2 separate regions of the Homo sapiens genome follow, and region 1 is linked to region 2. The links are chromatin loops, found by intact Hi-C in ENCODE. Cell type or tissue: heart right ventricle. All regions are shown on one strand. Each heading gives the region's core, and the rest is flanking DNA. Links, peaks and the distances in the headings are about the cores only. Region 1 overlaps SLC38A9 (solute carrier family 38 member 9). Region 2 holds the start of PLPP1 (phospholipid phosphatase 1).

Region 1 (12,763 bases), core at 2,228-10,227, 140 kb after region 2:
TATAAAACAGCATATATCATCATGTAAGCATAAATTCATATGCAATTATTTTACCCTAAACAATCATGATAAAAACTTGACAACTCATGAAAAACTAAATATAACCATCTATTTTCTTTAATGAATTTTATGTAGATTTATTAAAACCTCTGTTATAAAACTTACAATATAAAGAGAAAAACATTTAGGCAAAAAGTGTGCTGAAAAATTAGTATTACCTGTTTTATGCCCCAAGGAATGCTTAGTATAGATGTTCCCATCATGGTATTCCAAATCATAAAACTGAAAACACAGAGTAATAGCAGTAAAAAAATGGAGTTTCACTCTTCAAACATTTTAATTGAGACAAAAATTTAAAAAACCAGTAATTTTCATCCATATACAGTTTAAGTCATGCTCCAAAAAGCAGTTTCACTCACATGGTTACTAAACTGGTGTTTTTACCGTATCCTTCAGTGTAACTTTGAAGTTTATAAGCAGAGCCCAATGGACTATACACATAGCACTCTTCTGGAGCTGGAACTACATGGTCTGGGGCAATCTGGTAAAAAGGAAACATAGATAAATTTCAGAACCAGGAAATGCAAAATAGGATATTTGTTACACATCAGAACACCTGACTCTAGACACCTTTTTTTTTCTTTTGAACGGAGTCTCGCCCTGTCGCCCAGGCTGGAGTGCAGTGACGCGATCTCGGCTCACTGCAAGCGCCGCCTCCTGGGTTCACGCCATTCTCCTGCCTCAGCCTCCCGAGTAGCTGGGACTACAGGTGCCCACCACCACGCCTGGCTAATTTTTTGTATTTTTTTGTAGAGACGGGGTTTCACCATGTTAGCCAGGATGGTCTCGATCTCCTGACCATGTCATGATCCACCCGCCTCGGCCTCCCAAAGTGCTGGGATTACAGGCGTAAGCCACCACGCCTGGCCCTCTAGACACATTTTAACTATCATAAACAAGTACTATGAATCTCTGATTAGTGAATTAAAAAATGACTTTTCAAATATAGAAAAACTAACTAAAAAAGCAAGTTTTAAAAACCCAAAATAATTTTGGAATTTTCAGAAAACGAGTGTGGATGCAAGTACTATGCATCCCTGATTAGTGAATTTAAAAATTATTTTTCAAATATAGAAAATCTAACTAAAAAAGCAAGAGTTTAAAAATCCAAAATAGTTTTGGGATTTTCAGAAAACGAGTGTGGATGTATACACACATTCATTAAGAATGGTTATATCATTGTCAATTTTACATCACTGTTTATATATTTTGACTTCCTAGACTCATCTCAGTGTCAGTTAACAAATGGCATTCAACTTTGGTGCACATGCTGACTCTATTTCCAGGCAAACAATATACATGCAGGTATAAACTTGCTCATCTGGGATCTTGGAGGTTTGTTTCCAAGAGCAGAGCCTCTAGAAGGTCTCAACTAGACCCAGAGATACAGGATTATCTCTACTCCTCCAAGGGCTTAAGTAATTCCATTATGGAACTAAGACTTCGCCACAACTACTGATGTCAAGGCCTAAGGGGAAAAAGCCGAAAAAAAAATTGGGAAAAAAATTATCCTACCCAGAACATTTTGGAAATCCCTATTTTGGCCATACAAGAGGAAATCTTAATATTTATTTCACATAGCTATTGTTTAGGCTTAAATGAGATAGCTACATTCCAGTGATGCCCAATCACTGGTCCTTATTAAATGTTAATGAATGTTGGTTCTCTTCTTTTTATTAATAATACTAATTTCAAAATCCTGTTTTCTCCCAGAATGTTCTTATTTTCAGTTAAACTTGCAAGTTTCTGACTATCTCATATGCGGTAGTTTTTATAAACTACCAAATTACTTATATATATTTTTTATCCTAAAATAGTAATAGAGATTTTTAGAAGATCAAGGGTCAACAAACTCCGGCCCATAGGCCAAATCTGGTTTCAACCTGATTATTATACAGCCTCTTTCCTGAGAATGGTTTTTATAATTTTATAAATTTTATAATTTATAATTTTGATGATCATAAACAAAATGAAGAATATCATGTGACCTCAAAGTCTAAGACATTTAGTATCTGGCTCTTTGACTCCTGGTTTTGATCAATAAAAGAATAATGCTAAATAAGAAACTACTATATTTATGTGTACATATTTCAGTTTCCCATTCTTCTTTTTTTTTTTTTTTAAGAGATGGGGTCACATGGCCGGGCACAGTGGCTCACGCCTGTAATCCCAGCACTTTGGGAGCACAGTGGCTCACGCCTGTAATCCCAGCACCTCAGGGTGGGTGGGTCACGAGGTCAGGAGTTCAAGACCAGCCTGGCCAACATGGTGAAACCGTGTCTCTACTCAAAATACAAAAATGAGCCAGGTGTGGTGGCGCACACCTGTAACCCCAGCTACTCAGGAGGCTGAGGCAGGAGAATGGCTGGAACCCAGGAGGCAGAGGTTGTGGTGAGCCGAGATTGCGCCACTGCACTCCAGCCTGGGTGATAGAGCGACACTCCATCTCAAAAAAAAAGAGATGGGTCACACTCTTTTGCTCAGTCTGGGTGGGATGCAGTGGCACAATCACAGCTCACTGCATCCTCAAGGGATCCATCCTGGGCTCAAGGGATCCTCCTGTCTCAGCCTCTCAAGTAGCTGGAACTATAGGTGCGAGCCATCATGCTTGGCTAATTAAAAAAATTTTTTTTTGTAGAGACAGGGTTTCACCATCTTCTCCAGGCTGGTCTTGAACCCCTGGGCTCAAGTGATCCTCTTGCCTTGGCCTCCCAAAATGCTGAGATTACAGGAGTGAGTCACTGTGCTTGGCCAGTTTCCCATTCTTGTAGAAAATTTCTAAAAAAATATTTCCCTTACAGCTTCAAAGTTAAAATTGTCCACACTAAGCAGAACATGTTATTATTTGCTATTAGTCAATGGCCTAACTTGCCATTTCAAAAGTAATTTATCCTCCTCAGAGATTTGGGGAATGGGGATCAGGAGAATTTAATCCAAAAAAATCTCCAGGTTGTTGTCAACATAGAAACATTGTTTCAAATTTAGATAAGAATGAACTGGCCTGAGATGTAGGATGTGTGTTAATTACTATCTTTGACTTTGCATGATGCTGTCCTTGAAATACAGTCAGAAAGAAGTTCAATCACTGGGAGGTGCCCTGGCTTATATTGTTCACTGTTCATTTCAACTGAATTTTAGACTATTAGTAATGTTTTGTCTCTTACCAGTGCCTTGTCTGCAGGAGTGGTGAGCCGGCTGTAGTAATGAATTCTCTTGTTCATGGCAGAGGCATGGTCACTAACCCTCTGAATGACATGATTCACATTCACGATGTTTGTGGGCTCTATACAGAAAGGCCTACAAAGGGAATATACACTTGACAAAAAGTGTTCAGCCAAAAATTCTGGAAGTCAGCCTTTGAAGAAAATAACTTCTTATCCTCCATTAGTAATGGGATGCACAAAGGCAAGGCATTGACTTCTCACTTTTGGTGCAAACAGAAAATGTTACAAAAGAAGTATTATCCTATCCACAGAATAAAGCTTTTGTCTCATAACACTTTTACTTTAAGCACACTTTTTTTGTAATCTTCAGGAATTTAGCAACCGAGAAGACAAAACAGAAAGAACTTAAAACAGTTATTAAAAAGAAATACAGCAGCTATCAATTTCCAACAATGAAACTTAAGACAGCTTTGAATAGTCTCTCAAAAAAGCTTTTGGCACTAAATCAGAGAAATTATGGACTAAAATGTCCCTCTCCTGAAGAGTCTCTACTCCTTCCTTATGGGCCCAAGTTATTTCCTATGATAAACAGAATTCTTATTCCTTGGTTCATGTATTAAGGATTAGTGACCTCAACTATCAGATCCCTTATGAGACTTATCCAACTCAGTATAAAATGGAACATCATGACAATGGAGATATTTTGCCTCATTCTACTTTTTGCGGATTTTAGTAACATACCCTTTTATTTATATACATGCTTCCTTTCCACGTCTGCATCCTAATCAACTGCAGATTTTGGTGTTCAATCATCCTTTTCAGTCATCAACCTCTTCAGTTCCTTTCTGAAACTCCCTCATTTTCTTCTGAAGTTTCCAGTAATATACTATCCAAAATGAAAAGACCAGGCAGAGTTTTATCAAAAGACTGTATCCCTCTGCTGATTCTTAGGCTCCTTGAAATCATAAGTGACACTGTGCCCCAAATTGCACATAATTTGCCATTTCAGGCACAGATCCAAAGAAAGAAGAAAAAAAATCCAGATTTATCATTGGTTCCACTAACTCCTCTATACTTATGGTTCTGAAAGGAACTTAAAATGTAGTAACATATGGTAACCATTTCTGGAGATACTGTTAATCTAATCTTTTTTTTTTTTTTTTTTTTGAGACAGAGTCTCACTCTATCGCCTAGGCTGGAGTGCAGTGGTGCGATCTCGGCTCACTGCAACCTCCACCTCCTGAGTTCAAGCAATTTTCTGGCCTCAGCCTCCAGAGTAGCTGGGACTACAGGTGTGCACCACCATGCCTGACTAATTTTTGTATTTTTAGTAGAGACAGGATTTCACCATGTTGGCCAGGCTGGTCTCCAACTCCTGACCTCAGGTGATCCACCTGCCTTGGCCTCCCAAAGAGTTGGGATTACAGGCATAAGCTACCTCACCCAGCCGTTAATCTAATCTTGTGGGAAGTACTTGAAAAGCCAAGTGACTGAACATTTAATTTCTGCTATTTTTCTTATTAATTCTGTGATATTTGAGAAATGGTAGCAGAGGTGTTAAACTTAGTTTTATCTCTCTAGTTAGCATACAGAATCTTTGAATCTTTTACTATTTGTTCTCTACCGCAAAACCTAAATATGCTGGGTACTATATAGGTCAACTCAATGAATATGTAAATAGAGCACTTATAGAGCAAATATGTGGATATAGGGATCAATATGACATATTATATATACTAGTGCTGTGGTTTGAATATGTCCCCCAAAGTTTATGTGTTGGAAGAAAATCTCCAATTCAACAGTCCCAACAGTGGGACCTTTAAGAGGTGATTAGGTCATGAGGGCTCTGAGTTCACAAACAGATTAATGACGTTATCTTGGGAGCAGGTTAATATCATAGGAGTGGGATCCTGGTAAAAGAATGAGTTCAGTTCCCTTCCTTTCCCCTACCCTCTCTCACGTACTCTTTGGCCCTTCCACAATGTTGTGATAAGCAAGAAGTCCCTCCCTACATGTGGGCCCTTTGACCTTGGACTTCCCAGTCTCCACAACTATAAGAAATAAATCTCTGTTCTTTTAAAATTACCCAGTCTCAGGTATTCTGTTACAGCAGAATAAAAGGAACTAAGACAATAAGCATATTATTGTTAAGTGAATTAAGTGGTGTCAATATATTTCAAAGGGATATAATAAAAATGAATGGATCAGAAGCTGAAAAAGCAATCCCTACTTGTAAATTTGGTAGTCTGCTGTAACTACCAATTATCCCAAAGCATTATGATGTCCAATATAATTTGCATCTCCACTATGACACTCAGTGGTACTAAAAAGCAACATAAAAATATTTATGTCTGGCAGATGGTTTAATTATACCTGGGGTCACACTCTATAGTGCATTCTCTTTTTGCTTTGCAAAAATGATGCCCTACAAAATTCAAGAAAGAATGATAGCTTTAATACCAACATAAGGCAAAGATTGAAGCTAGTCATGGATTACCAAAAGAGACTGATAAATATCATACTGATAGAAAGAGATGTAGATGTTCTACTGCTAGCCTTTTACTTTAAAAATTCAATATTATTGGTTCCAACCACTAAGTTGGTTTGAGGCCTGCTTGCTGAAAAGCAGTCAGGAAGTGCTAAATTTCTTGGCTCCTGGTTTCTTACAGAAGTGTTAACTGTACCAGTTTAGTTGGCTTGACTACTCTGAGGGCAGAATGACTCTGAAAGTTTTTCTTTTCCAACAGTTTTCATCGAGATGCTGAGTGCCTGTTCAAACAAATATTTTGGAATCTTTTCAAAACAGATTCTCTTCAAAAAATATACAACTCAGCATATTTAACTGAATTATTAGAAACATATGCTTAAAGCTTCATTTGAGAAGAAAAAATATAACTATATTTTTAAATTGAACTTTAGTTGGATCTGAAAACACTTTTAAAATTAAACAATACTATACAGAGAACAATATTCAGAATAAGACTTTTGAAACTTGGGCTTTCTTTTTTTGAACATAGTTTCACATTACTGCTCCCTATCAATGTTACTTCTCATTTGAAATGTAGTTCAGCTGTGCCACACTAAAAATAAATAAGTCATATTTGTCTTACCTTATAAATATTTATGGTCATGCCACAGAAAAAATGCTTTTAATATTAAGCAAAATGTACAAAATATTTTAAAATATGAGTCAAACCTCATATTTTCATTTAATACATGTATAAACAGAGAAACCTTATTTCTACCTAACACCTTTTCTAGGTTCCACTCCTTAAATTCCTTAAAAATTTTTGGCTTATACATCTGTCTCCACCCTCCTACTGACCAGTTATGCTTCTCTGAAATTTAATAACAATGCCATCACTCTTAAGAAGGTCTGTACCCCAAATAAGGTACAAAACCAGGTACAACTGAATTCAGTATTTAGGGATATACAGACAATAAAACTATTATAAAGCGTAGGGAAATTATTATACAAAGTCAAGATAGTGGTCATCCCTAGGGAGGATGGAGGATGTGTTTGGTGAAGGACACATGGAGAACTTTTAGGTTACTGCTGTGTTTTGACCTTATGTTGCTTGGATGGGTGTTGGCTTTATTATTCTTTCTTTCTTACTTTCTTTTTGAGACAGGATTTTACTCTATTGCCTAGGCCAGAGTGCAGTGGCATTAACATGGCTTACTGCAGCCTCAGCCATCTGGGCTCAAGCAACTTTCCTGCCTCAGTCTCAGCCTCCCAAGTATCTGGGACCACAGGCGTACACCACCATGCCCGTCTAATTAAAAAAAATTTTTTTATAGAGACAGGGTCTCGCCATATTGCCCAGGCTGGTCTCAAACTTCTGGCACAAGCAATCCTCCTGTCTTGGCCTCCCAAAGTGTTGGGATTAAAGGCAAGAGTCACCATACTGGCCTATAAATTTCTTAAATTGTACATATACAATGCACTTCTTTGTACATGTGATATACCAAAGATAAGCCTTTAAAAATAGATTTTAAGTGGACACATCCTTTCAAAATTTAGTAGAGAGACTCAAAAATATTTTGTATCATACAGAAATGTATTGGTTATGTTGTGGCAAACTTAAACAAGCTACCTATTTTTCTTCTACAAGAAACAACTGCTCCGAATTTGAAGACTTTTTCTACGACGACACATAGGTGTCAATAGTATGCTACGTAGGTACACAGCAGATATTAAAAACAAAAACAACCCCATCCCACATACTTAATTTATCTCCCTTCAAGATAAAGATGGTATTTTAATCGTCTGAGAAAGTAGTTGCTTTAAAAAAAAAACATGTTACACAAAGAACATTCTGATAATAAATGTTTAGAAATGTTTCCATTGTTAGATGGTTTTATTGCTGAACATGTCTGTCACCAATAAAAACTCCCATCTGCAATTTCACACACATGGATTCAAAATTTTCTAAGATTTAAAAACTTCCAAATGAAGAATTTAAATGGTCTTTGAACCTGACATTAAACATGACAGAAAAATCAAAGTAATAATTATAATTCTAAAGCAAATTGCACTACCAGTGTCTAGGTATTTACTCCATGTAATGCAAGTATTAATACTAATATTTTAATTGAAAAGTGTGCAGAAGTGTAACAATGTTTAGAAATCAGTGAAATTAAATACTCAACATACTTCAAATGTGGAAATTTACAAACATTATAAAGTATCAAATAAAACATTAATATATAAAACATAAACATTAAAAAATAAAAACATAAACATTAAACAGTTATGATTCTAACGTAAAGTATTCAATATGACTGTATGCAATGCTTCTTTACCCTTTGTAAACTTCCACCCAGTGTGTCTTTCAAAATGACACCTCTCAAGTAATCAGTCCAGAAAGACTTCAGGACCTTCCTAAAGTGTTTAGTACTCCTCCAATGGAACTTTCAGACCAGCTAGGCAGCTCCTTCACTCTGTACAGAAGCTACTGAATTGTAGGTCTTTTTTTGTTTGTTTGTTTTGAGATAGGGTTCCATTGTGTCGCCCAGGCTAGAGTACCGTGGTGCGCTGATAGCTCGCAGCAGCAACAAGAGGCTCAAGTGATCCTCTTGCCTCAGCCTCCCAAGAAGCTAGGACTCCAGGTGTGCACCACCGTGCCCAGCTAATTAAAAAAAAAAATTTTTTTTTTTTTGGTAGAGATGGGGCTGTTATGTTGCCCAGGCTGATCTCAACTGATCCTCCTGCCTCTGTCTCCCAAAATGCTGGAATTACAGGTGTGAGCCAACATGCCTGCCCAAGAATTGTTCTGTCTATCAACTCTTCTCCTTCCCCCAACAGAGAAACTTGCCACCTTCTGAGGGGTCCCTCTAAATCAATACTTTTTTTTTCTTTATTGTGTGTGTGTGTGTGTGTGTGTGTGTGTGTGTGTGTAGTGTGTTGGGAGGGAGGGTAGTGGCTGGAACAATTGGGTGGTAAAGTAGAGCTAGGAGGGTGTCAGAAATGAAGGGGAAGGCAGAAAAGTAGAAGAGAGGAGAGCTTAGGGGACAGGCTAGAGAGAAAAACTCAGACTAGACAGAAAACCACAAAAGGTGAACAAGGTTACTGGTTTTTTTTTCTTTTTTTGAGACAGTCTTGTTCTGTCTTGCCCAGGATGGAGAGCAGTGGCACAATCTCAGCTCACTGCAGCCTCCACCTCCCGGGTTCAAGCAATTCTCCTGTCTCAGTCTCCTGAGTAGCTGGGACTATAGGCATGTGCCACCACACCCAGCTAATTTTGTATTTTTAGTAGAGACAAGGTTTCACTATGTTGGCCAGGCTGATCTCGAGCTCCTGACCTCAGGTGTGCCACCCGCCTTCACCTCCCAAAGTGCTGGGATTACAGGCATGAGCCACTGTGCCCAGCCAATTACTGGTTGTTTCTAAATTAACAGTATTAAATCAATGAAAACACTAGTATTTTGAGCTTAAAAAATAGCATGGAATACTAAATATACAAACTAGTACTGCAATCACTAAATGTAAGAATTGAATGATATTATGGAGGATGAAAATTCATCATGCAAATTTCAACAAAAAACATCACATGTAATTGTTGGATAAGACTGAAATGAACTTTTTTTTTTTTTTTTTTTTTTTTTTTTTGAGACAGGGTCTTGCTCTGTCACCCAGGTTGGAGTGTAGTGGCGGTATGATCATTGGCTCACTATTACCTTGAACTCCTGGGCTCAAGTAATCCTCCTGCCTCAGCCTCCCGAGTAGCTGGGACTACAGGCATGTGCCACATGCCTGATTAATTTTTTTAATTTTTTGTAGAGATGAGGTCTTGCTATATTGCCCAGGTTGGTCTTAACTCCTGGCCTCAAGTAATCCTCCTACCTTGGCCTCCCAAAATGTTGAGATTACAGGCATGAGCCACTGTGCCTGGCCTGGAGTAAACTTTGAATCAGTTTAAATTACTGTGTGACAAACTATTAAATAATAAAGACTATTACAATGTTAAAGTGAAAACAAAAAATTGACTATACTGCCAATAAATCAAATTTAAAGTTAATTTTATCAAGATTATGTCTTTCTAATAATTAAAAATTTCTATTATGTTTTATAGAGTATATAATATGTAAGTATAGAAGTATATGTACATAATTTGCAAATGAATATGTGCATGCACACACACATAAGCAGTCTCATTTTTTTAAGATTGTTATTTTTTTTTTAACTAAGTGGCATGGTGAAAAAGCTTTTGAAGAAAGTAAATGTTAATAAACACTTGGTTGAAGATTATGAGTTCTCTGTTTTAGAATTCCAAACTGTTACTTAGCTGAAAGAAAACAACTTCATCAACAACATATAGACAAAGAACTTGACCTGAAAATTAATTCTCCGGCCCATGTATTTTATTACAGATTCTGCTGAGAATAAATTTCAAAATTCTTTTCAATGCAATTTATGTTCTTAAATTTTGGTTTTAAAAAAATCCATTAATTTTTAAAAATTCTACTATGCTGAGAATCTCTTATTTCTATGTCTACAAAATGATCAGTAAAAGAAATGCAAGTTTTTAGTTTTTTGTTTTTTTTTTAATAGCAGCAACACTGGAATGAGGCTTAAAGAATTATATAAACAACAGAAACATTTTAACCAAGTTAAGATGCTTCCATTTTTCTCTAGGTTGATGTAAACAGTAACACCACCACCACCACTGCAACCACTCCATTCCATCTACTATCTAGAAAGAGCAGTTCCAAATGGGAAATGGTGAGTGACATTCCACAAAGGAAAATTAGGAATGTGGAAAAAATTCCCAAGTGGGAAAGTTTTCCAAGCAGCTTCTCCTTTTATCCACTTTATTAGGATGTCAAAATAAATCGCAAATTGTCTCAATCTACTTAAGTGCAATAAGTTAAGAGTATTATTAACTTAATATTTTGAAATAAAGAGCATGTCTTAATTATAAATAAAGAGTAACTGCAATGCCATGCCAGTTATTACTCTCCTCCTTACACAAACCCACCAGAACAATTTCTGGAAAATTAATAAAATTTCCAGTTTCATAACCCAATTCCCCATGGGGGAAATAAAAGTGGGGAATAAGAAAAATGCCAGGCTAGCATTTTAACTAAAATTTCCTATCCTTAAAAACTAGAAAGACAATGAAAGACAGTAAAGGTTTCAGTGTATATATCTATATATATATAGAGAGAGAGAGATACATTTTATTTTTAATACTGTACATAGATGTGATGCAAACGAAACACATCTACTCCTTAAACAGATCACCAAAGAAAAATAGACTCTTTCTTGTTCCTTTCCCATATCTTAATGCTATAGTTTGAGTGTGTTCCCTCCAAAATTAAGGCATTGCCAATGTGATGATATTAAGAGGTGGAGCCTTTAGGAGGTGATTAGGCCGGGAGGGGTCCCCCCTCATTAAGGCCCTTACAAAAGAGGCTTAGCATAGCATTTGGCTAGCTTGTTCTTCAGCTCTTCTGACATGGATGACACAGCAACAAGGCCCGTGTCAGATCAAATGCCAGTGCCTTGATCTCAGACTTCTCAGCTTCCAGATTGTGAGAAATAAATTTCTGTTCTTTATAAATTATCCAGTCTCAAGTATTCCTTACACAGCACCAAATGGACAAGGCACTTAAGGAAAGGATTCTATACATCAAGCCTTAGAAATCCTCATCATAGCTCTCAAGAAAGGCAGACAGACAAAGAGAAATTCTGCTTTACCACTGGAAAGACACTGTCAACAAATGGTTTACACAAACTGGTCATTCAAAAGATGATGGCTGTATTTTCAATCCAGATGGCAAATATTGTAGTAGCCTGATCAGAATCTATTGCTAGTCGCATTCTGCAGATCAATCCCAGAATAACAGAACAGATAAAGGCAACAGCTCAAAGTGAAACCTGCCCTGCCAACTGGCTCCTATCAACTAATTTTTATCCATAGGAAAGTTTTACAAACTAAATATGAGATATTTTAGGAAAAAAAGAAAAAAGTAGTGCTAGAAAGTATATGCTGAAATAAGAACTGTCACACATTGCTAGTAGAAGTATAAGTTGGCACAATCTTTCTAGAAAGCAATTTGCAATATATATTACGAACCTTAATTCTGTTCATACCCTTCATTATAATACTTATATCTTTGAGACTCTGTTAGAAAGAAATCAAAATATGATATAAAAATTATGCAGAAAGCTGCTAATAACCGCATTTAAAATAATTAAAAATGTAAACATTTTAATATTAAAACACTCTTAAATTATGTATATTTAAATTTAAGATGATATTTAGAAAGAATTCCTAATATGGAAGAGTGCTTGTAAAACAAATTTCTTCTTTTGGCATTTCAGTGAGTCTTAAGGACAATTTTTATCATACCACTTTTTACTACTGTTTGAAAGCCAGTACTTTCCCCTTATCTATCATTCTTAGCTTCAGTCTCTACCCCTATGGTTTATGGCAGTTAAAATCTTTGGATGACCTTGCCAAAGGACTGCAGGTTTGCTTCAGGGTTTAGGAGAGGCTGGAGACTGTTTTGCTGTTTTGTTGTCCAAAGAGCCATTTTGATCAGAACATTTTTTATTAGAACTGTGGGGGTAGACTGAAATTAAGGTGAACGAGCCTGACCTTTTTATTAACTTCCTCAGAAACAAGGCAAGAGGTATCCCTATGGGTGTCACAGCAGTACGAAGTACAAGTCCCTATGGTTGCTGACATTAGAGTCCTTCTGTGCAGACCAGGGGTCGGTACACTATGGCCTGATAAAACAAATCCAAGCCCATGTCCTGTTTTCATAAATGTCCTGTTTTTGTAAATAAAATTTTTACTGGAACACAGCCAGGCCCATGCACTTATGTTTTGTCTATGGCTACTCCCACTCCACAACGGCAAAGTTGAGTCCGTATGCCCACAAAGCCTAAAGTATTTACTAACGTGTCCTTTATAGAAAAAAATTTACCAACTCTTGTCCTAGACCATCTTAAGGCCCCCTTAAGGACTCAGATGTGGAAAAGAGTCTTCCACTCTCCTCCTTGACGGGCAAAGGAGATGAATGAGGGA
Region 2 (11,814 bases), core at 1-8,000:
CTTTCATACCAGCCTACCACCATTCTCTGTAGAGCTTTTCTCATGCGCTCAGATAATGTATATGGCCTGTTCTATAGTCACAGAACCAGTCATAAAAAGAGCCAAAGACAGATGGCAAGACTATGTTCCATTTCAGAAAGGAATCAAATATACATTATCTCTCAAAATTCTCATTCTTTTTCCAAGAATTTACCATATCCACTTGAGGAACTAACACACAGGACTTCTCAAAATTCTCCTTCTTTTTCCAAGGATTTATCAGATCCACTTAAGGAACTAATAATTCAAACGTGTATATAGAGGAAGTCGTGTTTCACACTGATGATAAAGATGACATACGGACAGAAACATATACACACACATGCACACAGGCATGTTTAATGATCACTTCAACACACATCACCCACAGTAAAATTATAAAGTAGTTGTACAACAGGTTGACGTAACATCATCATATTAAAATGGCTATACTGTATGATGTTGAGGTGGTCATTAACAGAATCTGGAATGTATCCACATTATAATTATGAACCACTTTCACAAAACCCTGCACTTATGAAGTGCTTAATCATCTTTTTGTTCTAACAGTCAATTCTTACCTGTGGATTCCTCACAGAAAAAGGAAATTTATGCCAGGTTGAAAACTCTCTTGAAGCTACCATGATTTTAGGCTACCAATCTCCTGCTGTCAGTAAAATGAATACAAATCAAATTTAATATAACAGACTCCACCAGAAAGGCGCATTTGCTATATAACACGTGTCTTCCAAAAGTAAGCGTGAAAAGTTTTGTATCTCCTGCACCACTGGTCTCCTTCACTGCTGTTTGCAATGGACAGTTGATGTTGTTAAATGTAATGTAATCTTACATTTTTAAAAGTCAGTAAAATAGGTCACTTTCTATTTAGGAAAAGGGAATTCTGAGCTTATAGTGATAATATGCTGAATTACTTTAAAAGAAATGCCAGTAATACCAAAACATAATGTTGTAAATAGATTAAATGCCTTTTCCTAAAACAAGTCCTCAAAGCTTTCTCCAAAACCACCAAAAACACAATTTTATCTTATTGACAGCTATTGTACTCCTGCAACTGTCAGGTCAATGTAGCAATGAAATTAACCTTTATAGGATAATTATGTGATGTTTGTATCATGTTAAAACTACAGGCTACAACAACCCATAATTTATAAAATTGTACTGCATGTCAGTTCCTCCATTATATGTGATTTTTTTTTTAATTGCAGATCTACCATATGGCTTTGTGTTTAATACCATTAGCTTCAGCTACCTCAGAGCAGTATTATGTTTCAGCCATTCTAATCACTGTTTGGCCCATAGAAAAAAATTTATGTTGTTTTACAAATTGATCGAACTCCCACAGTAGGAAAAGACAAAGATGATATGTAATTCTGATAGTGCACAATATGTGGCAATGATAGGATAATATTCAATATATTAGAAATATATTTTTTTCTGATCGAACATTTTCCTCTCCTTTCACTAAAATATAAACAAAGTTTAACAAAGTTCCAATGACATCAAGTATAAGTTAAAATATATTTTTTAATGTAACATTTCTATGAAAGGTAATTTTTTGTTGCAAATAAATTTGAATATATTTAATTATTAATAAGTCCCGACATCTGAAAGGACTGTGTTTTTATAAAGACAGTGTTCAGTTGGGCGCGGTGGTTGACGCCTGTAATCCCAGCACTTTGGGAGGCCAAGGCGGGTGGATCACAAGGTCAAGAGTTCAAGGCCAGCCTGGCCAAGACGGTGAAACCCCGTCTCTACTAAAAATACGAAAGTTAGCCGGGCATGGTGGTATGTGCTTGTAATCCCAGCTACTCAGGAGGCTGAGGCAGAGAACTGCTTGAACCCGGGAAGCGGAGGTTGCAGTGAGCCAAGATCGCGCCACTGCACTCCAGCCTGGGCGACAGAGCAAGACCGTCTCCAAAAAAAAAAAAAAAAAGACAATGTGCCAAAATTGTGTTCCACTTTCCTAAACTTAATTCCTAAAACTCACTGTGGACCTAAACAGGAAGTGTCTTGGGAAACAACAAAGATGCTTCATATTAACAGGTAACAAAATGCAGTTTTAGGGCCCAGCGCTGTGGCTCACACCTGTAATCCCAACACTTTGGGAGGCTGAGACAGGCGGATCACCTGAGGTCAGGAGTTCGAGACCAGCCTGGCCAACATGGAGAAACCCTGTCTCTACTAAAAACAGAAAAATTAGCCAGGCATGGTGGCGGTGCCTGTAATCCCAGCTACTAGAGAGGCCAAGACAGGATAATCACTTGGACCCAGGCGGCAGAGGCTGCAGTGAGCCGAGATCCCGCCACTGCACTCCAGCCTGGGTGACAGAGAGAGACTGTATCCAAAAAAAAAAAAAAAAGATAACAAAATGGAATTTTTCCTTACAACAACAACAAAACCTGGTAACAGAATTTATAAGAATTCCACAAGATTGCAAGGGCCTAAATGACCCGGTTGGAAACTGGAGAGTGGAATAACTAGGAACTACTGGATTAAAACCGAGGGAATCTCCTGTCACTGAGAAACCATTACGCAGACTTCCATCCAGGTGGCTAAAGCCACAGATCTCCCACCCTGAGAACTTGCCAATACTACTACTATTCTGATTACTTCAACATGAGTAGGACTATCCAAACCTCCAGCAGCTCTTGCTTTGTTTTTGTTTATTCCATCATATATAAATAGTTCACAGCATAACTGCCTTATACAATACATAAAAAGTGAAAACTACTCCTTCCAACGCCCATCCCTTATCCAAATGATTCCAGTTCTTTCTCTTCAAAAGAAAGGAGTAACTGGCAACCAGAAGCCTCATAACTGAACTCTTCCAATCAGGAAGACAATGCGAAATCTGCTGCAGCCAAAGAATGTCTACTGCTCCTTGAGACACTGTCACAAGAGATGGAAAGCTACACCATGGCAAGGTCTGGGCAGACAAGGAAACAGGTCTGGGGTACCGCATCCTCCCCCACCCCCAAAACTTCTTTAGACCTATACGCAAAAACTTGGCGTGCTCATCCCTACTTGCAACCTGACAATTTACAACCTGGCACACCTTCTAATTAGGAACTAGTTCTAGCCTTTTATAGCCGAAATATTAAACTGCTTCTCACGATAAATCAGGCACTGGCGCCTGCTACTGAGAATCCCCTGTGCATCAAACCTCCAGTTTCACTACTGAGATGGGCCAGTGACCAGGCTCCTCTACCGTACAGAGGGGAGGAGCCCACCCTGCTCTGCTAGAGTGGAACTGCAAACAGAGGACAGGAGCAAGGTATGGAGCGCAGAGGCGTGAACAGCGTCCAAGCAGGGCTGGGCTCATCGCACCGGCGGGCGACAGACAGCGGCGGGCACGCGGGAGCCGGGGTGCAGGCTGCAAAGCGGGGTCCCTCGGCTGCAGAAGCCGCCCCCGTGTGTCGCCCCACAGCTGCGCACGCGTCAGGCAACACACCCCCGCTGCCCGTCGCGGCTCTGCGCTAAAGCCCTCCCGGGACAGCCGCACACGCCCCTCGGACCCGGCGGCGCGTACGTACCCAGCAACACGCAGAGCACATCGAGGGCCACGTACGGCAGCCGCGTCTTGTCAAACATGGTCTCTGCCCGGGCTGCCCGGCAAGGGCGATGGACTGAGCTGCGGGACGGCGGCCGAGGCCCTTGATTCTCGAGCCCGGGCCGGGGCTGGCGACGGCCCCGAGCTACGGCCCCTCCCAGCCGGAGGAGGAGAGCAGCCGAGGGCGGGCTGAGACCGGGCGGCGCTCCCACCGCCAGCAATGGCGCCCGGGGCCCTCCCCTCACAGCCCCCGCGAACACTCGGTTAGTGCCGAGGCGCTCGTGTGCCAGCCGCGGCAGCTCTGTAGCCTCAGGACCTCCTCAGCCGGCACGGCCTGCCCCGGTTGCTCCCCGTCCGGATCCCGGCGCTCTCTCCCACAGGCGGGGCGTCCAGACTCTCGCTTTAAGGATGGGGACCGGCAGGGAGGAGGAACGCGGGGTCCAGCCCCTCCCGCTGAGCAGCGCAGGACCGGGCAGCGCGCGGGTTCGCGGGCGGGGGGAGTGCAGCAGGGGCGGGGCCAGGGAAACCCCAGGCCGCGGCGGTCAGCCAATCAGCGCCGTCGGCCTCATCCCTCCCGACCTGCGGCATCCGCCCAGAAGTGCGGCTCTCGGCAGCCGGGCGGGGCGTGGGGGCGGCTCCCGTTCCGATCCAGGGGGCTTTGCTCTGGACCGCAATTGCTCAGGTGGTCTCCGAACTCGGCCTCGGTACCCCCACTAGGCATTGCTGCTTTCAGAGAGCTAGGCTCCCTACCCAACGATCCTAGAGCACCGGCTGCCTGCCACTCCCCACCCCTTCCATGGGGATGAGGTAATAAACAGGTCAGATTGTTACCACTGAGTTTAAGGGGGGAAAAGAGGTCAGAGTAGGCAGGAACAGAGACGCTCTCCTTTAGTTTGGTACCTCTGAGCCCTTTCTCACTTAGGCCTCAACGTTGACCTCCCTGTGTCCTGGCTGAGCCCAAATGTTAGCAAGAAGCATGCTAAATCATCCATCCTCGATACCTGATCACCGTTGAATTCTTGATATTTAATATCGGATTAGATTCCTTATATTACACCTTTGTTGTAGAAGCCCTTGACCTGCCTTTAGCCAGAATCCCTCTACCCTTGATGTCTCCTCTTAGTAATTTTCCATCCACCGTCACCTCCCTCACAGACACGGTGCCTGTTCCTTGGCTATAAATCCCCTGCTGTCTTTGCTGTATTCTGAGTTGAGCTCAATTTCTCTCTCCTGTTCCAATAGTCATGACCCTTATTGTAATAATCTTGAATAAATTATTCATGTGTTTGACAAGTGTCAGGATAATTTTCTTTAACAGCAGCAAGCACTCCCCCTGCCCCATACCCAGGAGGACCCTAGCCCACATTTAGTAATCTCAGTTTCCTAATATGTAAAATGGGGATTTTTTAAATAAATACCTAATACTCAGACATCACAAGTACTTTGAATTTATTGTGACCTTGCAATCTGAGGCCCTTGTAACTCTGGAAGTAAAGAAAGCCACATGATAAACAATGGCCCATCTTTCTCAGGTGTAAATTGCTTAAAGCTTTTACAGCTTTAAGCTGCCCAGTGTTCCAGTCTGGAGGAAGAAGTGAAACCCAGAAAAGATTATATGATAGTGGCTTTATCTAGAGTTAAACCGTCTACAGATGTTAATGATTGGTATATTTTCTCTTTAAATATGTAAAACACAAATCACAAAATGTGCCTACTACTTCTTCGACTTATCCTGCAAAGCACTCATAAAGCCAATGGAAAGATAACATTAAACAGAGTCTGGAGATACAGCCCCAAGTAAGCTCTCAAAAACAAAATATACATTTGAAGAAAGATGTTTTTCTTTAAAACGAATGCTAATGTTTTATTTTGCCTCTTGTTTAAATAGCCGTAAAAGCTTTAAGCAATTTACACCTGAGAAAGATGTGCCATTGTTTATCATGTAGCTTTCTTTACTTCCAGAGTTACAAGGGCCTCAGATTGCAAGGTCACAATAAATTCAAAGTACTTGTGATGTCTGAGTATTAGGTATTTATTCAAAAAACATTTGTTGAGCACCTATTGTGTTACAGTCTAGTCTCAGTGTCTTAAACAGCTTTTGAAATATTTACTTTTTAAAAGTAATTTTTAAAAACATTTACTTTTTAAAAATTTTTTATTTTTACTTTTTGTGGGTACATAATAGGTGTATATATTTTGGGGTAATGAGATGTTTTGATACACGTATGCAATGTGTAATAATTACATCATGGAAAATGAGGTATCCATCCTCTCAAGCATTTATCCTTTGTATTACAAACAATTCAATTATACTCTTTTAGTTATTTTAAAATGTACAATTTAATTATTAACTATAGTGACCCTGTTGTACTATCAAGTACTAGATCTTATTCTTTCTATTTAAAAAAAAAATTTACTCTTAAAGTGCGTTTTCAAAAATAAGCATTCAAAAAAACCTTACTGATTAGTGATTTTTTGTTTATTCACACATTCATTAATTCAACATTTATTGAGCCCCTAATGGATACCTGGTACACATCTGTGAAGAAGCTAAAATAAACAAGAGAAGTTCTCTGCCCACAAGGGGAATCCTGAGGCCCACTTAGAAAGCATGTGATTAGGGCTGGGCACGGTGGCTCACGCCTGTAATCCCAGCACTTTTGGAGGCCGAGGCGGGTGGATTACGAGGTCAAGAGATCGAGACCATCCTGGCCAACATGGTGAAACTCCGTCTCTACTAAAAATACAAAACTTAGCTGGGCATGGTGGCACGTGCCTGTAGTCCCAGCTACATGGAGGCTGAGGCAAGAGAATCGCTGGAATCCAGGAAGCGGAGGTTGCAGTGAGCCGGGATCATGCCACTGCACTCTAGCCAGCCTGGCAACAGAGCTAGACTCTGTCTCAAATAAATAAATAAATAAATAAATAAATAAATAAATAAATAAAATAGATTAATAAACCAAAGCCCATTAAAATGCATTGTCATTTCCTGTTATTTTAAATGGGACTTGTGCCATGTGCAGATTATAAGCAATTAATAAGGCCAGGCACGGTGGCTCACTCCTGTAATCCTAGCAATATTTGGGAGGCTGAGGCGGTCGGATCACTTGAGGTCAGGAGTTTGAAACCAGCCTGGCCAACATGATGAAACCCTGTCTCTATGAAAAATACCAAAAAGTAGGCTGGGCGCTGTGGCTCGCGCCTGTAATCCCAGCATTTTGGGAGGCCGAGGCAGGCAGATCACCTGAGGTGGGAGTTCGAGACCAGCCTGACCAACAAGAGAAACCCTGTCTCTAATAAAAATGCAAAGATTAGCCAGGCCTGGTGGCACATGACTGTAATCCCAGCTATTTGAGAGGCTGAGGCAGGAAAATCACTTGAACCCGGGAGGCAGAGGTTGCGGTAAGCCAAGATTGCGCCATTGCACTCCAGCCTGGGCAACAAGAGTGAAACTCCATCTCAAAAAAAAAAAAGAAAAATACAAAAAAGTTAGCCAGGCATGGTGGCAGGCACCTGTAATCCCAGCTACTCGGGAGGCTGAGGCAGGAGAATCGCTGGAACCCAGGAGGCGGAGGTTGCAGTGAGCCAAGATCGCACCACTGCATTCCAGCCTGGGTGACAGAGGGAGACTCTGTCTCAAAAAAAAAAAAAAAAACAATTAATAAGCCCTTATTTGTGGAAAGAATGACTATGACACATCATTTTGTTTTGGAATGGGGAGCTTTCATTCCTTTTTGGGGGAATTTTTTTGTTTGACTGTTTTGGTTTGTTGTCATAATTGAATTCTGGTGTGATCATTGGAATTGAGAATGAGTTAAATAACTTTGAAATGGTGATGAAAATAATTTAAAAAGGAAACACGAATTAAATGGTAACACCATTAATACCCCCGGGGGAGGGGGGCAGCTATGAGTGTGTCCCTGGACTGAACATGAAACCTCAGAAGCGAGAGCACTGACTCCATTTCTCTGGAGTTTGTGCATCCCAGAAAAAAATACTTTAAAAAAATAAAGAAAGAAACCTCAGAGGCTTGCATAAATGCTTAACAAAGTTTGTCCTTGGGCCAAACTTTTCTCCCTGTAATACAGGCATCAAACAAAAGCAAAGTAGGGTGGGCTTCCGAAGAACAGTCCTGAAGCTCCCTGAAGAAGAAAGAAGCTAATTTCCTCTCTTCTGTCATTACTAAACTTCTTGAAAAGGAATCTGCAATTTACATGCTGCATTTCCACTTTCTCTTTCGATACCTCTGCATGCTCAATTCTGTCCCCACTCCTCTACTTGCACTGCTCTTTAACATAATATTATTGGTAAGTCTCCCTCTCTCCATTCTAACAGCACTTACTGTCTCAGCAACTTATTTATTTCAAAAATTGTCTGCAAAGTAATAAGACTCAATTCCCTTAGGATATTTGTGTTTCCATGTGTTTATGTTCTTTCTCCCCAAATTGACTGAAGCAAATACAGTTTCTATTATACTCAAATAGCACTGTGAAACTAAAATAACTAAAAATGTCGATGTCTGGTTCCCCAGTACATGTGCTCCAAAAAGAAAATTTCACAGGATGGTGTATTTTAATCCTTTTTACACTTTTTGTCAAAGCCATTTGCTTCATACCTTATTAAAGTTTTTAATCGGCCGACCACGGTGGCTCAACGCCTGTAATCCCGATACTTTGGGAGGCCGAGGCGGGCCAAGATGGTGAAACCCCATCTCTACCAAAAATACAAAAATTAGCGGATGTGGTGGCACGCGCCTGTAATCCCAGCTACTTGGGAAGCTGAGGCAGGAGAATCACTTGAACTCGGGAGACGGAGGTTGCAGTGAGCCGAGGTGGTGCCACTGCACTCCAGCCTGGGCGACAAAGCGAGACTCCATCTCAAAAAATAAATAAATAAAAATAAAAATAAAATAAAAATTTTAATCATGTAATGTTTGATACATAAATATATAACATATAAATAAGTTATGAAAGGCCAGGCGTGGTGGCTCACGCCTGTAATCCCAGCACTGTGGGAGGCCGAGGCAGGCAGATCATTTGAGGTCAGGAGTTCGAGAGCAGCCTGAGCAACCTGGTGAAACCCCGTCTCTACTAAAAATACAAAAAAATTACCTGGGCATGGTGGCACATACCTGTAGTCCCAGTTACTGGGGAGGCTGAGGCAGGAGAATCGCTTGAACCGAGGAGGCAGAGGTTGCAATGAGCCAAGATCCTGCCACTGCACTCCAGACTGGGTGACAGAGCGAGACTCCGTCTCAAAAAAACAAATAAATAATAATAAGTTATGAGGCATAATAAAATGGGCAACTATGAATCTACAATTCTATTCAACTGAACACCTGGATCATTGCAGAATCTTTGAAAGCACCTGAATTCTATATTTACCTTTCCCTAGCTTTGTTTTTTCCATATCGTTTAACCACGTGCATATGTATCTCTAAAAATATATATTGTTTCACTTGCTTGTTTTTTAGCTTTTAAAAATATTATGCCATAGATTTAATCTTCTGCCCTTGATATTTTTTCACTCAATTATATTTCTTACATTCATTCATGCTGCTGCAATAGTAGGTCTGTCATATGAATACATCATTTTGTTCATTCTTCTGACAATAGTCATCGGGGTTTTCATTTATGCAAATAATGCTTGCTGCAGGCATTTGTGTACATGTCTCTTGTGTGGAATTACTAGCTGCATTTTGTAGTATGTCCACATTCAACTTCATGAGATAATCTCAGATTGTTTTACTAAATGGTTATACCATTTCATCCACACCCCCACTAGTGGTGGATGAAACTCCACATTCTCATCAATGCAATATTCTGAGACTTCTTAACTTTTGCTAATTTAGTAGGTATAAATGTGTATCTCAATGTAGCCTTAATTTGCATTTCCCTGGTCACTAATGTGGTTGGATGTCTTTCCCTAAATGTATTCACCAAAAATGTTTCCTCTTCTATTAACTGCCTGTTCATGTCTTTTGCCATTTTTCTGTTGTGTTTTCTATTTTTTTTTTTCATTTTTCTATTGTTTTCTATTGTATATCTTATTCTTATTTAATTGTGGAAGTTATTCATATGCTCTTCATAGTAATTCTTTGTGTGGTAAATTTTTTCTCCGAGTATGTGGCTTGTCATTTCACTTCCTTTATTAGCAGCTGTGTGATAGAGTTCTTGTAAATGTAATGTAAGCAGATATCTACTGGCAGGTTTCTTTAACGTTTTTGCTTTCCTGACCAAAGGAAAAGGCTGAATTCCCTTCCCTTCCTTTCTACCTTCTTTGAACATGGACCTGATATCTAGAGCTACAGCAGCCATCTTTTGATTATGAGGGACAGACCAAGAAATGCAGTGTCACTGGTCTTTATAATGTTGAGCTCTACTAAAAATAACCAGCAACTGGTTGCCTCCAGATTTCTTCTTATGTGAGAAAAAAATAATAATAATATGTTTAAGCCTAAAATATTCACAACAAATACAAGGCTCAAGAGAACTTTGATTGGTATTTCTGAGAAATTTCATGTCATTATTCTAAGAAAACCTTTTACTTGAACTAATTTAATTGAATTTCTGGTCCTTGAAACTTCAAAGCCCTGAATAAAACAATTTGAGTCAATAGAAAAGGGTGCTGAGGAAGAATAAACTTTGAAGATTGAGCAATGGTTAAAGCATAAAGGAGGCAAAACAAGTGGCTTTTTTGAAGTCTTTGAGTAGGAAAGGCTGTGAAACTCACATTGGGGATTAGCGGAAGATAAGATTGGTTCTAGAAGGTAGGTTATAACAATTTGTAACTAAAAAGTACAGCTGGGGTAAAGAAAAATCACTCAAAGTAGGTAGAGACATACTAACAACAGTCATTTAAAATAAGTACTCTGGTAGTGAAAAGAAGTCATAGTCTCTGCAGAGGACTCTAAATAAAGGTGAGTAAACTTTATCTTGCAAATCAGATTATCTAGATTCTGGTCTTTTTTCATGTATATATCCATTTTATTTCCTATCTTTCCTAAAGGTATTTATGGCTTCCAGTGCTTTTTCAGCTTTGCTACAGAGTATTAAGAGGAAAGTCTTCTGTTAACACTTGAGCCAATTCCCAAGTGTGAGGTGTTTAGTTACAATCTTTAGTGAAAACCCATGAAAAGGAGATGAGTGTGTATCTAGGATCTGATTTGGGGCCCTGTGGATGGGCAACCCAGCTCCAGAAAGATACTGTCCTTCCACCAATCTCTCCTTCCGTGTCAAGGTTGGAGGGCCTGGATTCTATGTTGTTGTTTTTTAGGAAGTCAGTGTTTTCTAAAAAAGGTTCTAGTAATGAGCAAATAAAAAAAATAGGTGCAATTGCCTAGCAAATGTCTGACATATGCTGACACACAATGCATGTTTTTTCAAAAACAAAGATTTCTGCGGATCCATATCCGTTGTTTCTGCTTCCCTACCACCCACTCAACCCACTACCTACCATGGTTCCTTAATCTACCAAAGAAACAGTGATGATTTGTCATGACTTGTTCTTAATAACTCCACACACACCTGGCCCTGGTGATCACCAGTTCCTTTCTGTAGGATGCTCACAAGTATTTCTTTTTTTCTTTTTCTTTATCTTTTTTTTTTTTTTTTTTTGACGGAGTCTCACTATGTCACCCAGGCTGGAGTGCAGTGGCGTGATCTCTGCTCACTGCAACCTCTGCCTCCCGGGTTCAAGCGATTCTCTTGCCTCAGCCTCCCGAGTAGCTGGGACTACAGGTGCCTGCCACCATGGCTGGCTAATTTTTGTATTTTTAGTAGAGGTGGGGTTTCACCAAATTGGCCAGGCTGGTCTCGAACTCCTGACCTTGTGATCTGCCACCTTGGCCTCCCAAAGTGCTGGGATTACAGGTGTGGGCCACCACGCCTGGCCCACAAATATCTCTTTTAACAATCTCTTTAAAAATCTATCACCAGAAATATGTAAATTAATTACCTATAAAGTATCTATAATCTTAAAGACATCACATATTTTTTTTTAAAATCTTGGACAGGCTGGGTACAGTGGCATATACCTCTAGCCCCAGCTACTCAGGAGGCTGAGGTGGGAGGATCACTTGAGCCTAGGAGTTCAAGTCCAGCCTACACAAATAGTGAGACCCTGTCTCTTAAAAAATAAAAATAGGCTAGGCATAGTGGCTCATGCCTGTAATCCCAGCACTTTTGGATGTCGAGGCAGGTGGATTTCTTGAGCCCAGGTGTTCA

Evidence for each region. Hi-C counts contacts between places; a loop is a spot of excess contacts. Peaks named below come from ENCODE experiments on the same cell type or tissue, not always from the same donor. Only the 100,000 strongest peaks of a DNase experiment are listed, where the experiment ranks them.
Region 1: it touches region 2 in a loop (2.0-fold over the local background); 22 of 110 quality-filtered maps call a loop at or near these places.

Annotation. Positions count from the first base shown.
Region 1 is chr5:55,669,339-55,682,101 of GRCh38, forward strand. SLC38A9 (solute carrier family 38 member 9) reads right to left here. Exons shown (of 16, transcript NM_173514.4): 4 at 3,225-3,357; 5 at 420-541; 6 at 219-282. Among named protein-coding and RNA genes, the nearest start is that of SLC38A9, 37 kb to the right of the region's middle. In heart right ventricle, for the core only: no CTCF peak of the experiment used is centred there; no DNase peak of the experiment used is centred there; H3K27ac peaks cover 2,451 bases.
Region 2 is chr5:55,531,000-55,542,813 of GRCh38, forward strand. It overlaps PLPP1 (phospholipid phosphatase 1), which reads right to left and starts at 3,965. Exons shown (of 6, transcript NM_003711.4): 1 at 3,573-3,965. The coding sequence starts at 3,630. It also overlaps the pseudogene RNF138P1. RefSeq lists a silencer at 3,548-4,187 and an enhancer at 4,418-4,487. In heart right ventricle, for the core only: a CTCF peak has its summit at 3,452; DNase peaks (open chromatin) are centred at 3,262 and 4,072; H3K4me3 peaks cover 4,561 bases; H3K27ac peaks cover 5,116 bases.